Regions from separate parts of the Homo sapiens genome. Here region 1 is linked to region 2. The links are chromatin loops, found by intact Hi-C in ENCODE. Cell type or tissue: PC-3. All regions are shown on one strand.

The links. Peaks named below come from ENCODE experiments on the same cell type or tissue, not always from the same donor. Only the 100,000 strongest peaks of a DNase experiment are listed, where the experiment ranks them.
Region 1: it touches region 2 in a loop (17-fold over the local background); 3 of 110 quality-filtered maps call a loop at or near these places.

Annotation. Positions count from the first base shown.
Region 1 is chr3:22,085,032-22,093,031 of GRCh38, forward strand. It overlaps a transcript of ZNF385D not described here. Among named protein-coding and RNA genes, the nearest start is that of ZNF385D-AS2, 130 kb to the left of the region's middle. In PC-3, CTCF peaks have their summits at 4,362 (motif pointing right) and 4,561; a DNase peak (open chromatin) is centred at 4,400.
Region 2 is chr3:22,681,935-22,689,934 of GRCh38, forward strand. No RefSeq gene overlaps it. Among named protein-coding and RNA genes, the nearest start is that of UBE2E2-DT, 520 kb to the right of the region's middle. In PC-3, a CTCF peak has its summit at 3,872; a DNase peak (open chromatin) is centred at 3,867.

The DNA.
Region 1 (8,000 bases), 600 kb before region 2:
ACAAAGACACAACATATCAGAATCTCTGCGACACATTTAAAGCAGTGTGTAGAGGGAAATTTATAGCACTAAATGCTCACAAGAGAAAGCAGGAAAGATCTAAAATCGACACCCTAACATCACAATTAAGAATAAACTAGAGAAGCAAGAGCGAACAAATTCAAAAGCTAGCAGAAGACAATAAATAGAATTAAGATCAGAGCAGAACTGAAGGAGATAGAATCATAAAAAACCCTTCAAAAAATCAATGAATCCAGAAGCTGGTTTTTTGAAAAGATTAATGAAATAGACCTCTAACAAGACTAATAAAGAAGAAAAGAGAGAAGAATCAAATAGATGCAATAAAAACTGATAAAGGCGATATCACCACCGATCCCACGGAAATACAAACTATCATCAGAGAATACTATAAACACCTCCATGCAAATAAACTAGAAAATCTAGAAGAAATGGATAAATTCCTCGACACATACACCCTCCCAAGACTAAACCAGGAAGAAGTTGAATCCCTGAATAGACCAATAACAGGCTCTGAAATTGAGGCAATAATTAACAGCCTACCAACCAAAAAAAGTCCAGGACCAGACGGATTCACAGCCGAATTCTACCAGAGGTACAAAGAGGAGCTGGTACCATTTCTTCTGAAAGTATTCCAAACCCTAACTCATTTTATGAGGCCAGAATCATCCTGATACCAAAACATGGCAGAGACACAATAAAAAAAGAAACTTTCAGGCCAATATTCCTGATGAACATCAATGCAAAAATCCTCAATAAAATACTGGCAAACCGAATCCAGTAGCACATCAAAAAGATTATCCACCATGATCAAGTCAGCTTCATCCCTGAGTTGCAAGGATGGTTTAACATATGCAAATCAATAAATGAAATCCATCACATAAACACAACCAATGATAGAAACCACGATTATCTCAATAGATGCAGAAAAGGCCTTCGACAAAATTCAACAACACTTCATGCTAAAAACTCTCAATAAATTAGGTGTTGATGGCACATATCTCAAAATAATAAGAGCTATTTATGACAAATCCATAGCCCATATCATACTGCATGGGCGAAACCTGGAAGCATTCCCTTTGAAAACTGGCACAAGACAGGGATGCTGTCTCTCACCACTCCTATTCAACATAGTGTTGGAAGTTCTGGCCAGGGCAATCAGGCAAGAGAAAGAAATAAAGGGTATTCAATTAGGAAAAGAGGAAGTCAAATTGTCTCTGTTTGCAGATGACATGATTGTATATTTAGAAAACCTCATAGTCTCAGCCCAAATTCTCCTTAAGCTGATAAGCAACTTCAGCAAAGTCTCAGGATACAAAATCAATGTGCAAAAATCACAAGCATTCCTATACACCAATAACAGACAGAGAGCCAAATCATGAGTGAACTCCCATTCACAATTGCTTCAAAGAGAATAAAATACCTAGGAATCCAACTTATAAGGGATGTGAAGGACCTCTTCAAGGAGAACTACAAACCACTGCTCAACGAAATAAAAGAGGACACAAAGAAATGGAAGAACATTCCATGCTCATAGATAGGAAGAATCAATATCATGAAAATGGTCATAATACCCAAGGTAATTTGTGTTTGTTGTGGCACTATTCACAATAGCAAAGACTTGGAACCAACCCAAATGTCCATCAATGATAGACTGGATTAAGAAAATATGGCACATATACACCATGGAATACTATGCAGCCATAAAAATGGATGAGTTCATGTCCTTTGTAGGGACATGGATGAAGCTGGAAACCATCATTCTGAGCAAACTATTGCAAGGACAGAAAACCAAACACTGCATGTTGTCACTCATAGGTGGGAATTGAACAATGAGAACACTTGGACACAGGGTGGGGTACATCACACACCAGGTCCTGTCGTGGGGTGGGGGGAGAGGGGAGGGATAGCATTAGGAGAATTACCTAATGTAAATGACAAGTTAATGGGTGCAGGACGCCAACATGGCACACGCATACATATGTAACAAACCTGCACGCACATGTACCCTAGAACTTAAAGTACAATAAAAAGAAAAAAAGAATTTTCTGATCGGAGCATGTTAATTAGAAAAGTGTGTAATTATGAGATCTTTTTTGAAACAGCATTATTTGATGTCACAAATTACTGAAAAGTATGTCATATTCCAAGCAAAACAGTAAAATTAAGCAATAAACTCTTTTTTTTTCACTGTGGCCACATCTATAAAATAGGCATTTGACAGAATGTTAATTGTCTACCCATATCCATTTCCTCTAAGCCTTTTATTTATATTTTTTTCTGAACACATGAACACTCAGAGAAATAAAAAGATGATATTACTCAGTCTCCCTTAAAAACATATATGTTATGGAACTATGTTCTCCCCAAAGGGAGTATATGAAAATGAGGTATTCAAATTCTAAGAAGTGTCACTTAATGAAAGGATGATGCTTTCTCCTTCCTTTGCCTAGGTCCTGTTTGCTGAAATGTAACATGATGACTGGAACCAGGGAGATTTTTCTTGGACTGTGAGGTGGAAATTAGTTATTAGTAACGATTCTTCAACAGGATAGGAACCTGAATCCCTGGGGATTTTTGAGCTATCACACCATCTCAAGACTACCTACTTTTACTTGAAACAAGAATAAACTTCAACTTTGTTAATTATTTTTATTTTGGGTTTTGTTACTTGAAGTCAAGCTTTTCTTATGGAACAGATAGGTGAGTTAGAAATTAGTGATTTATTAATAATGGGAAAAAGAAGATGTAACAGTGAGAATAATCAAAGTTTAAAAAAAGCAGAGTATAGGAATGATTATCCAAAAGCCTGTATTAAAGGGATAATAGTTTTGAACTATATTAATGACTTTTCTTTCTCATGTTTCCTTTTATCAACATTCTAATTTTCTGCCAGTGTCATTTATTTGACTGGGAAAGGTTTAGGGTTGTTACAGAAATGTACAGAGAAAGAATGTTAGTGATCAGCTGTTGACACTCAAAATCGGATTCAGCAGCTAGTATTGAAGGAGAGCTTTGTCTAAAACAAGAGGATTTTACAAATTTAAGTAATTTAATAAATCAACGCAAAGCATGGAAGGCAGGACAGAAAATACAGATTTTCTCTGAAGCAGGAGAGAATACCCTTCTGCCCATGATATTAGGCTGCAAGGCATGTTAACATGGGCACGATGAGCAAATGCTGAAGGAGAAAGTGAAAATCCAAAATCTGGAAGAATAAAAACAAAATATGTGATAAAACATGAGAGGGCTCTAAATAATCTCCTTCCCATCTTGCTCTTCATAGATAGCTTCAGAAACATTCCAGTGTATGTGCAGGGGCCTGGTAACACTCAGTCTGGTGAGCCACTTGTTTTGTTGTATCCTAGGACACTTTGAGATCTGGCTTCAGTCTGGCACCATTCAACGTGGTGTGAGAGCAAAGATGTGTATGGATGAATCTGAGGCCAGACTCCCAGTTTGCAATCATCTGAAATTGTTGCATGAGACTTAAAAATGCTCTTGTACTCCTGAGTATGGACACCAACCAGAAGAGATCTAGTGGAGTGGCACCGGGAGAACAGAGCAATAACTTGTAGATGTGCCAGAACCTTGGATGGAGCTGTGTGGGACCATACATAAGCTGCAGTGGTAGAAGCTACTGTGCCATTAAAATACAAACAACAACAAACTAACAAAGCAAAAGATTCCCAAGATAAGACCTTAGTAGTAAAAGAAGAAAACCAGACAACACTGCAGTAAGATTCAATAAGAATCCAGAAAACAGTGACCAATGAGAATTGAGATTAATCCTTCTCCAGTGCAGCTAAGTTGTGTTGCTCATATACCTAAATAGCATCAAGAGAAGACCGTAAGGAAGCAGAGATGAAAAAAAACTGAGCAATCTATTTAAAATGACTTTTTTTAAAGAACACTCTTAAAAGATTTAATTGAAGATTGTAAATTGTAACATTTACATCGTATTATTTTTCCCTTACCCAGGAGGTAGGGATCATAAGAAAAATCAAATAAGCAAAAATAACCAAGAAAAAGATACATTTTCTTCACACATCTAAGTGTGGCATGAGTAAATTGGCTAGATCCCTATATTTACAATGTTCAAAGAGAAGGCATGGCAGATATGCTTTTAAAAAACTGTCTGTAAACTGTTTACCATTAGCAAAAATACTCTCCTACTTTCTTCACATTATATTACAGTACATGTCTATACTTGCTTGGAAAAATTATCTGTAAATATAATCCTAATATAGCATTTTGTGAGAGCCATAAATTAATTGACTCTCTAGTCCAAATATACACTTCATTATTCAGTAATAATGTTGGTAGATATTAAGCTTTGTCAGTAGAGGGCACTAAAAGGACGCTGGAGGAAGAAAGGGTTTTATTTCCTGGTACCTGTGAGTTCCCAAAGACAGGCTCCTGCGGTACACGCAATTTCTGCAACACCTGGCTCCAGCAGTGTGCATGGCTTCTGTAAGTGTGCTTTTAACAGTGGCTGGTGACCAGCAGCACACAGTAACTCCCAGGAGAGCTCATGACCTCCGTGGCCTTTTTGCTATTCAGTGAGCCATGGATGCACCTTCCTCAGTGAGGTTTGGATCTCTGCCCTGAGTAAGGGGGGGATTTCCAGTTCATGATTTTTCCTTGAACATTATTCTTTGAGCATGCTATCTCAGCCCAAAGGGTAATAGTTGTTTCCTGTATATGCTGTTCTTATATTTTTAGAGTCTTTATTATGACTAACAAATCCTCCATGACTTCAACCCCATATTTTGTAATTAACAATTTTTTATTTTATTTTATTTGAGATGGAGTCTTGCTCTGTGGTCAGGCTGGAGTGCTGCAGTGGCATGATCTTGGCTCACTGAAACCTCTGCCTCCTGGGTTCAAGCGATTCCCCTGCCTCAGCCTCTCGAGTAGCTGGGACTACAGGCGCGTGCCACCATGCCAGTCTAATTTTTTTGCATTTTAGTAGAGACAGGGTTTCACCATGTTGGCCAGGATGGTCTTGATCTCCTGACCTTGTGATCTACTTTCCTCGGCCTCCCAAAGTGCTGATATTGCAGGCGTGAGCCACAGCACCCAGCTTGTAATTAATAATTATTTATGGTAAACTTTTCCAGTTCAAATTGCTACAAAATTTCTGCTCTGGGAATGGTCCCAGGAGATAGACCTCCAATGATGACATTTGGGGAATATTTTGATTTATTCCTATGCTTCATTGCAGTGCTGAGCTTCTTACTACTGGGAAATGGGATACTAGGAATCCAGGGCATGTGTGACATCACAATTAATTAATCAAACTATTGCCTGTGGTATATTGTGATAAAGTGCCAACTGAAGCCAGTGACTTAAGAGCCCAAGTGACTGCTGCCCTTGACCTTATGGTAATAATGATTATTATAAGGAGCATGGTGTGGGATAGATTTTTCTGAGTGACCCTGAGCTCTTACAGAGAAAAAAAAAATAAGCTCTCAGTTCAATTCACAGCCTAAGGGTCAGAGAGCCACCATGAGAACCATAAAAGAATATTTAGTGTAGTCACAGGACCGATATTGCTAAATTTGCACAATATTTACTTTGTGGGTTGAGTAAATTACAACAACAGTGAAATTCACCATTTCTCATGTGAAATTTAGGGTACCAATTGAAAAAGAATGAGATCTTGATACTTGGAAGGGGGACATACGTTTGAACCAAATGAAATTGACAACACTGAATGTACGAACCACTCTGAGGCCTCTGTACCAGTAGAAGTAGCTTGCTCTCCCATGCCTGAGGAGACTAGCCTTCCTTGGCCTGCAAATCTTGTAATAACCTCACCTGTTGGAGATGCCTTGTTAGGGTCTTATGACCCAAACTAACTAGTGTGAAGTTACAGCATGCTCAGGAGGAACAGGTATACACCATACAAAAAGACTACATGGCAAAAGAATTGCAAGACCATGCTAATATATACCAATAGAAACATGGTGGGGTGGGACATGTGTGGGAGTGGATTCAACAGGTGTTAGGCCAAGAAGCAGAGAATATAACACTAGATAAGGCTGAATTCCTTGATATAGGAAACTAACTAGAGATTTCAGATTTGTTAGCTTGTAAAGCTGCAGGTGGCTCTAACAACTAACTTAACTTGGTTGATTGACTGAAACTTGGACACCAAGATTCCAGACATTTAACTAGATGGAGATACCAGAGCCTACTGGTGAAGATAAACCAGTCCAGCATGATAAACCATAGCACTGAGAAATTCATTAGTGAAGAAACTTGAGCAGCTTTGCAGACCAGATACTGTAGGGGATTCTGCCATTGGGATGGATTCCCTGATTTCAACAGGGATAACAGGCTCTGGGGTAACAGAAATCAAAAGATAGCACATAATCATCAAGAACAAAGTGAGCATATCTAACTGGCAGGGATGACTAGTAATCAGAACACCCTGGTCTGTAGAGATCTTCGGCAGTGTCCACTGAACACTGTGTTCCTAGGAATGAAATACATGAGTAGCCTGCCAGAGTTATTGTTTTATCTACCCAGTAGGAAAAAAAAAGCCCTCTAGGTATGTAGCTGAAACCCTGACATAAATGGAAACAGCTTCTCACCTATTTCCTAAGTCAGTCCACAGACACAGAGCCCCCCGACTGAAGGAGAAACTGGGTCCATTTGTGGAAGGCTGCACCATATGGTAAATCTTTCAAGACTAAGAAGTCTATTTTCTCTTTGCCTGTTATATGCATGTTTTTATTTGTATACCTAAACATTTGTATGTCTCCTTCTTCCTGTTTTTATTTTATATACAAGTGGTAGGTGGTTAACTTTACAACTTGGTCTTTATTTCATAGAGTATTTAGTGGAACTGTGGTGGAATTTGAGGAGTAATTAATATAGCTAGTAATGGATACAATGACTGTTGGGACTGTGTCACCTCATTTTGGAAAAGGATGAAAAATACCTTCACTTTCAGGAAGAACATTTATAACTTATTAGGTGGAAATACAGAGTTGTTTCACTTTTGAATAAAAGTTCAAGATTGAATAGAAGAGTGAATATGGAAACTGAGTAACCAAAGGCATGCACTGTCCTAGTCATCACTTTATTGTCTCTTGGTTGAAAGTTCACAATTTACTGCTTTATTTCTGACAGTGGGGCTGGAACCTGTAAACATTCCTTCTTTGCCAGTCAGGATAATGTTAAGCTTTGTTAGTAGAAGCTACTAAGGGGGAAATTGAAGGATGAATGGGTTTCTCTCCCAGGTTCTTTTATGCTTCTTGACGTTGGCTCCTACAACACAGCTTGTTTCTACAAAGCCTGTCCAGCCACATCCACAGCTTTTGCAGGGCCAGCTCCAGGTATCCAGACAGTGCTGACTCTGAAACCCCATCAGTTGCCTTCATGACAGAGTGCTGCTTGTATGACACCTATCTGTGGATGGCTTCTACTGATATCTTCCTGAGTACTTTGCAGCCTCAGCAAACCCTGCCATGCAGATGTTCATGGCTATGCCCTCTCCAATGAATCTGGATCGGTATGGTGTGTGGAAGCTGGTTCCAGACCCTCTTGCTTCTATTATGTATCAATTCAGCCTTATGGGTAGTGGCCCCTATAATTTGCTATTACTCTATTATTAACAGTTCTGTTTATTCTTTGCTAGCAAATCCCCTCTTACAGTTAATAATTTTTGATATTAAGATTACTGTCTGGTAACCTTAACCTGATGTTTATCTTCTGGATCCTGACTGATATACCTCTTACAGTTTTGATATTTTTAGTTTGAGAAAAAAAGAAAGTACTAACATTAAGGTCTGATTGTTAGTCTTCCAGGAATTATTAATTTTTTAGTTCTCTATTATTTATAACTCATCTATTCTTGAAATTACTAAAGCAAATTAGATATAATATTTTGAATGTTATTTAAATAAAATTAACGCAAATAAACTTATCAAAACTTAGCTGAGCCCAGCATCCAGGAGCAGGAAGGTCAT
Region 2 (8,000 bases):
ATATAGGCAACACTTTGAGGACTAGTTACAACTTTATTGTAATTACAGCTTTGTTCCACACAACCTCCTTGAAATGTTGTGCATTCATTAAGTGTTCCAAAGCTGTATCAGAGAAAAGGTGGCCTTGACATACCGTCCATGGAACAGGATGGCTTTATAGGACTTAACACTGGGTGAAATGCAGAGCTACAGAATAACTACAGTCATTAGTGCCATGAATATTTCATAACCTTTAAGGAATTGAATTAAATTTAATACTTCCTGCAACTGCATTAGATGCAAGAAGAGAGGGCAGTCTATAACTATTGCTTACTTTAATGAAATTACCTATAACCTGATTCTTTGCTAAAAGTAGCAGCCAATTACTCTGTAATCCACATGTATCTTAGGTAACAGTAGGAGGAAATTACTACGTGATGTTCTCTTTGGTAACTTGAAACCAACGAAAGCATATTATCCTCAAAAAGTGTATAGACTCAGTACAATGTGTGAAGCAATGATGTATTGACATATAGATATTTTTCCCTTTAAAAGCCTCCAAATGTCAAATTTCATTTATCAACTCTTAAGGTGCCATGGAGAGTAAAATAGGAATACCTACAGATATAAAATATGTTCTTGCATTAAGAATGTGAAAGAAGTCATTACTGCTTCCTATTAAATAACCATATTCTTTGTGGCTTACAGAAAAGAACAGTAGGCTCCTTATGCTCTCTCTGAAAATTTGAGCCCCTTCAAAGAGTTATTAGGTTGGTAGAGAAAAACCATCCATTAAACTCCTAAGAAGAGGGAGTATTGCTCAAATTGATGTTTTTCTGTCATGACTGTCTTTTTCTCTTCCCTCTAATTGTTCTACAAAACTGAATTTAAGGATAAACTCTTTAATCATAAGGATACTTAGGTCCCATACCCCCATTATCTCCAGAAAAATATATATAAGGAAGAGGCCTGAAGATATAGTTGCTAAATATCAACCTACCAAAAGGTAGGAGAGTACTAATTATATACCATGTTCTGCACTGTTTACTTTTATGTCTAGAATTTCATTATATTCCTCCCCAAACTTTACAAGTTAAATGTAATAGGCACTATTCTAAAAACAAGGAAGCTGAAGCTCACAGAGATTAAATGATCATCCAGTAACATACAGCTACTAAGACAGAGGAGTGGTAGTTTTGATACATAAATGAGAAAACTTTGATTTACATGTCCATGAGTACGAGAAAGGATTTTTAAAAATTAAGCTGAGCACAGTACTATAGAATTCTACGTCATCATGGCTGAGAGAAAACGTACCTGCTTTAATTCAGGAGACATATTTTGCTTTGAGTGAAAGGACATTACCAAATACTAAATACTAAATCATTCTGTTCTATTGAACCATGACCAGTGTTCTTTCTCCGAGTTTAGGTAAATAAAAATTAGAATTAGAGACTAAGGAAGAGATAACCAGAATCTCTCCACAAAATAAGATTAAGTTTATCAAGGCAGCCATCCCTATTTTTATTAGTCAAACTCCAAGATAAAAGCCCCAATGCTCTCTTGCCCCAGAAAGTTGATTCTTGAGCACATCATCCATACAGATGCTGCATGTTCTTACACTTGAGTTCCCTGCTTCCTCCTGCCTTCCGAGACCTTCACTCTGCCCTCTAGAGCACCAGCAACTATGTTCAACCTCTTCTCTGATGTTCTACTTTCTTGCCTTAAAAGCTCAGCTCTCTCCTCACATGTGATTCCTTCTATAGCTCTCAAAATAATGGATCTTTAGTCTGTGTACAGCATGTACGTCAGGGTTTAGTAGAGAGATTGTTATCCTCCTGCCTCCCAAATGCTGCTCACACTCACTACTCACACTCTTGTAGAAAATTCTGTCCCTCTGAGACTCATTCATTCATTTATGCCTTAACTCATTCAATAGATACTTAAAGAGCTAGTGTTGAGTGTCAATAGTTTTTTTTAAGCTCTAGGGATATGAAAGACATTATGTGACTTGATCATCCACTTTCCCTCCCAGCTGCAGTCATTATAAACTTCTAGATCATGGTGTATCACTCAGAGAAGGTTTTGACATCTAGCTTACAGTCTTGCTCTCCACCTCATATTTGTTTACAGGACAAGTTTTCTTCCCTCTGGGGAAGGAAAAGAAGGCAGATAACCTGGTCTAATTTCCTCTTCAAATGGACCTCTGGGTAAATAGACTAATATTTGCTAGTAGTCTTTATATATACAAAGGCCTTAGCAAGATGTCTTTGGTTAAGGATTACTGATAATAAATAAATCTAATATCAGTTATGTGAGGCATGGCTGCCTGGAGAATGTCAGGCAACCTGTATAATTATCAGCATTATAGAATTAGCCACATAAATACACTCTGCTATGTGAGGTAATTATCTCCTCACTTGGAGGTCCCATTTTTTACCCAGAACCAGAGAGCACAAAAGCAACAAAGGAAGAAAGTGCCAGTGTAACCATGTGAGATGTCTCAGACACCTCTCTTATTTGTCTCTGTTTCTTGATTGCCTACATCCCTGAATTATTTGGAAAGCTGGACATGGAGTATGATATCAGATATATATGAGTCTAATTTGACAATTCAATCCTGGTTTTAGCTAAGGCTCCCACCTCTATCATTCCATACGCATACACAGAATTCCTCATTAAATTTAATTTACCAGTTACCATCTTGTTGTCAAAACTACTGGGCATTCACAGTCATCTTACACGACCCATAACCTCTCCATTTTACTCAACACTGATGACTACGCCCTTCTGTCTGGAAAATATAATTCCTCGGCCTCTCTGCCAAATATAAACAGTTGAATTATTGCCTTCAATGCTTCACACTGCCCTGCATCGGTACCTTCCCCACAGTCTCAACATGGTCAGAGTATATTTCCATACCTCCTAGACTTTCGGTTTCTCTAAGTGTCTACTTTGGCCATGGAATGAATTATTTGGAAATGACAGTGCATCAGTTCCAATCTAGCAACTTATTCTCTTGTATTCATACTTCTGTCAAGGAAACACACTCCAGCTGGCCCTGTCTTACGGAGAGATACACAAAGCAGAACCTCAGCAGCCAACTCCAAGATTTTCATTCAAAGTAGAGCCACCCCAGTCATCACAGCCTGAAGCAGAGCTATCTAGCCACAGATTGGCCATATACCCCAGCCAAATTATAAGCATAAATGATGGTTCTTTTAACCATGGATTTTGGGGCTGATGTGTGTATTTCCACAGACTGACATAAAATACCACAGACTGGGTGATTTAAACAATATAAATTTATATTTCCCCAATTCTGAAGGCTAAAGATTCAAGATTAAGGTATTAACAGGTTTATCTGAAAATTGCAGATGGCTGCCTTCTGACTGCATCCTCTTGTGTTTTTTTCTTTGTGCATATGCATTTCTGGTGTCTCTTTGTGTGTCCAAATGTTATTGTCTTATAAGGACACCAGTCAACTGTCTAATTTTAACTTAATAACCTCTTTAAAGGATTTATCTCCAAACACAGTCACATTCTGAGGTACTGTCATTTAGGGCTTCAGCATATGAATTTTGGAAGGACACAAGTCAGCACATAACATTATGTTACATGGCATTATTATGACAATAACTGACTGGTACACGACAATCATCTGGCTTCTTCTACTTCTCTGACCTTTTCTTTTATTTCCTCTACTTAGCCATTTAAATGTAAGAGACCTCAAGACTCTATCTTAGGCCCCTCTTTCACACTATACTGTAACTCCAGGCCTGATATTCAACAGGAGGAGGTTTTTCCCCTCACCCCACCCAGGGACATTTGGCAATATCTGGAGACATTTTTGATGATCACAGCTGGGGAAGGTGTACTACTGACATCTAGGGGAGACAGCTGGGATCCTGCTATAAGATGCACAATGCACAGAGTAGCTCCCCTACAACAAAGTATTAACCAGCCCAAAATGTCAATGGTGCAGAGATTAAGAAACCCTCTTCTAGGCACTTACATCGAAGTTGTAGGCTCCACGCCATTGGCAATAGATTCACATCTCTGGCCCTGATATCTGAGTTTCAAACACACTTATCGTATTTAACCTCCCTTACTTGGATAATTCAAAAGCACTTCAAACTCAAATTATCCCAAAACAAACTTGTGGTTTTCCCTCCAGATATTGGTTCTCTTACTTGGTATTTCAGCTTAGCAAATTGTGTTCATCCAGAAACTCAGGAGCCAATAACTCCCTTTCCTCTAACCTATAAAGTTCATCACCCTGAGCTAATTTACTTTCTAAATATATCTTTGGTTCATCCATTTCTTTCATTTCCATTGAGAGTAACTTTTCTCCTCTAAGCTGTCATTTGTCTCTCCCTTGGAATGATGTCATTCAGTTTGCCAATTAGCAATCAAATGATTACTCTCAAAATTATTGAGCATTCTCTTTATAAAATACAAATATAAACATGACACTTCACTGATTCAAAACAAACAGAAAACATTCTCCATTGTTCTTAAAGATTGAAATCCTTAATGTTGCCTAAAAGTAAAATATCCATAAAATGTATTGTCAAAACCAGTACACTTTTAAGAGGAGTGTGTGCGTGCATGAGTGTGTGTGTGTTTGTGTGTGTGTGTGTGTGTGTGTGTGTGTGTGTGGTGGGGAAATATTAAAAATTATTCCAAGGCAAATGTAAACAGGGACTGTCCCTGTTTACATTTGCATACCCTGTTGCTACTTGCATACCCTGTTGATAAGTCCTTTGTTGCTTCAGCCCTGCCTGCCTCTCAAAATTCATCTCATATTATTTTCCTTTCCCTTTTGACTTTCCAGATAAATTGGACTTTATATGATGCTATCTTCTATGTGCCTCTTATGTGCCATATTCCTTCTACCTCAGTGGTTTTACATGTTTTTCACTCTGCATAGAAATTTCTCACCCCCAAATGTAAATTAGTACAGTCACTATGGAGAACAGTTTGAAAGTTCCTCAGAAAACTGAAAATAGAGCTACCATATGATCCAGCAATCCTACCTTTAAGGTACATACTCAACAGGAAGAAAATTAGTATATTGAAGAGATACCTGCACTCCAGTGTTTGCTGTAGCACTGTATACAATAGCTAAGATTTGGAAGCAACCTAAGCATCCATCAACAGATGAAAGGATAAAGAAAATGATGTACATATACACAATGGAGTCCTATTCAGCCATAAAAAAAAGAGAGAGAGAATGAGATCCTGTCGTTTGCAACAACATGAATGGAACTGGGGGACATTAAGTTATGTGAGATAAGCCAGGCACAGAAAGAAAAACATCACATGTTCTCACTTAAAAAAAAAAAAAAAGAATTGAACTAATGGAGATAGGAGAAAGACAATCATCAACATGGGGGAGGGAGTAGGTATGGTTAATTGGTACAAAAAATATATAAAGAATAAATGAAAATTAGTATTTGATAGTGCAACAGGGTAATTATAGTCAATACTAATTGCACATTTAAAAATAACTAAAAGAGTATAATTAAATTATTTGTAACACAAAGGATAAATGTTTGAGGTGATGGATATCCCATTTACCTTGAAGTGATTATTACACATTGCATGCCCATATCAAAATATCTCTTGTAAGTCCAGGACCAGATGGATTCACAGCCAAATTCTACCAGAGGTACAAGGAGGAACTGGTACCATTCCTTCTGAAACTATTCCAGTCAATAGCAAAAGAGGGAATCCTTCCTACTCATTTTATGAGGCCAGCATCATCCTGATACCAAAGCCGGGCAGAGACACCACTAGAAAAGGGAATTTTAGACCAATATCCCTGATGAACATTGATGCAAAAATCCTCAATAAAATACTGGCAAACCAAATCCAGCAGCACATCAAAAAGCTTATCCACCATGATCAAGTGGGCTTCATCCCTGGGATGCGAAGCTGGTTCAATATACGCAAATCAATAAATGTAAACTAGCATATAAACAGAACCAAAGACAAAAACCACATGATTATCTCAATAGACGCAGAAAAGGCCTTTGACAAAATTCAACAACGCTTCATGCTAAAAACTCTCAATAAATTAGGTATTGATGAGATGTATCTCAAAATAATAAGAGCTATCTATGACAAACCTACAGCCAATATCATACTGAATGGGCAAAAACGAAGTGTTCCCTTTGAAAACTGGCACAAGACAGGGATGCCGTCTCTCACCACTCCTATTCAACATAGTGTTGGAAGTTCTGGCCAGGGCAATCGGGCAGGAGAAGGAAATAAAGGGTATTCAATTAGGAAAAGAGGAAGTCAAATTGTCCCTGTTTGCAGATGACATGATTGTATATCTAGAAAACCCCATTGTCTCAGCCCAAAATCTCCTTAAGTTGATAAGCAACCTCAGCAAAGTCTCAGGATACAAAATCAATGTGCAAAAATCACAAGCATTCTGTTACACCAATAACAGACAAACAGAGAGCCAAATCATGAGTGAATTCCCATTCACAATTGCTTCAAAGAGAATAAAATACCTAGGAATCCAACTTACAAGGGATGTGAAGGGCCTCTTTAAGGAGAACTACAAAGCACTGCTCAATGAAATAAAAGAGGATACAAACAAATGGAAGAACATTCCATGCTCATGGGTAGGAAGAATCAATATCGTGAAAATGGCCATACCACCCAAGGTAATTTATAGATTCAATGCCATCCCCATCAAGCTACCAATGACTTGCTTCACAGAATTGGAAAAAACTACTTTAAAGTTCATATGGAAAGAAAAAAGAGCCCGCATCGCCAAGACAATCCTAAGCCAAAAGAACAAAGATGGAGGCATCACGCTACCTGACTTCAAACTATACTACAAGGCTACAGTAACAAAAACAGGATGGTACTGGTACCAAAAGAGAGATATAGATCAATGGAACAGAACAGAGCCCTCAGAAATAACGCTGCCTATCTACAACTATCTGATCTTTGACAAACCTGAGAAAAACAAGCAATGGGGAAAGGATTCCCTATTTAATAAATGGTGCTGGGAAAACTGGCTGGCCATATGTAGAAAGCTGAAACTGGATCCCTTCCTTACACCTTATACAAAAATTAATTCAAGATGGATTAGAGACTTAAACGTTAGACCTAAAACCATAAAAACCCTAGGAGAAAACCTAGGCAATACCATTCAGGACATAGGCATGGGCAAGGACTTCATGTCTAAAACACCAAAAGCAATGGCAACAAAAGACAAAATTGACAAATGGGATCTAATTAAACTAAAGAACTTCTGCACAGCAAAAGAAACCACCATCAGAGTGAACAGGCAACCTACAAAATGGGAGAAAATTTTCGCAACCTACTCATCTGACAAAGGGCTAATATCCAGAATCTACAATGAACTCAAACAAATTTACAAGAAAAAAACAAACAACCCCATCAAAAAGTGGGTGAAGGACATGAACAGACACTTCTCAAAAGAAGACATTTATGCAACCAAAAAACACATGAAAAAATGTTCACCATCACTGGCCATCAGAGAAATGCAAATCAAAACCACAATGAGATACCATCTCACACCAGTTAGAATGGCAATCATTAAAAAGTCAGGAAACAACAGGTGCTGGAGAGGATGTGGAGAAATAGGAACACTTTTACACTGTTGGTGGGACTGTAAACTAGTTCAACCATTGTGGACGTCAGTGTGGCAGTTCCTCAGGGATCTAGAACTAGAAATACCATTTGACCCAGCCATCCCATTACTGGGTATATACCCAAAGGACTATAAGTCATGCTGCTATAAAGACACATGCACACGTATGTTTATTGCGGCACTATTCACAATAGCAAAGGCTTGGAACCAACCCAAATGTCCAACAACGATAGACTGGATTGAGAAAATGTGGCACATATACACCATGGAATACTATGCAGCCACAAAAAATGATGAGTTCATGTCCTTTGTAGGGATATGGATGAAATTGGAAATCATCATTCTCAGTAAACTATCGCAAGGACAAAAAACCAAACAC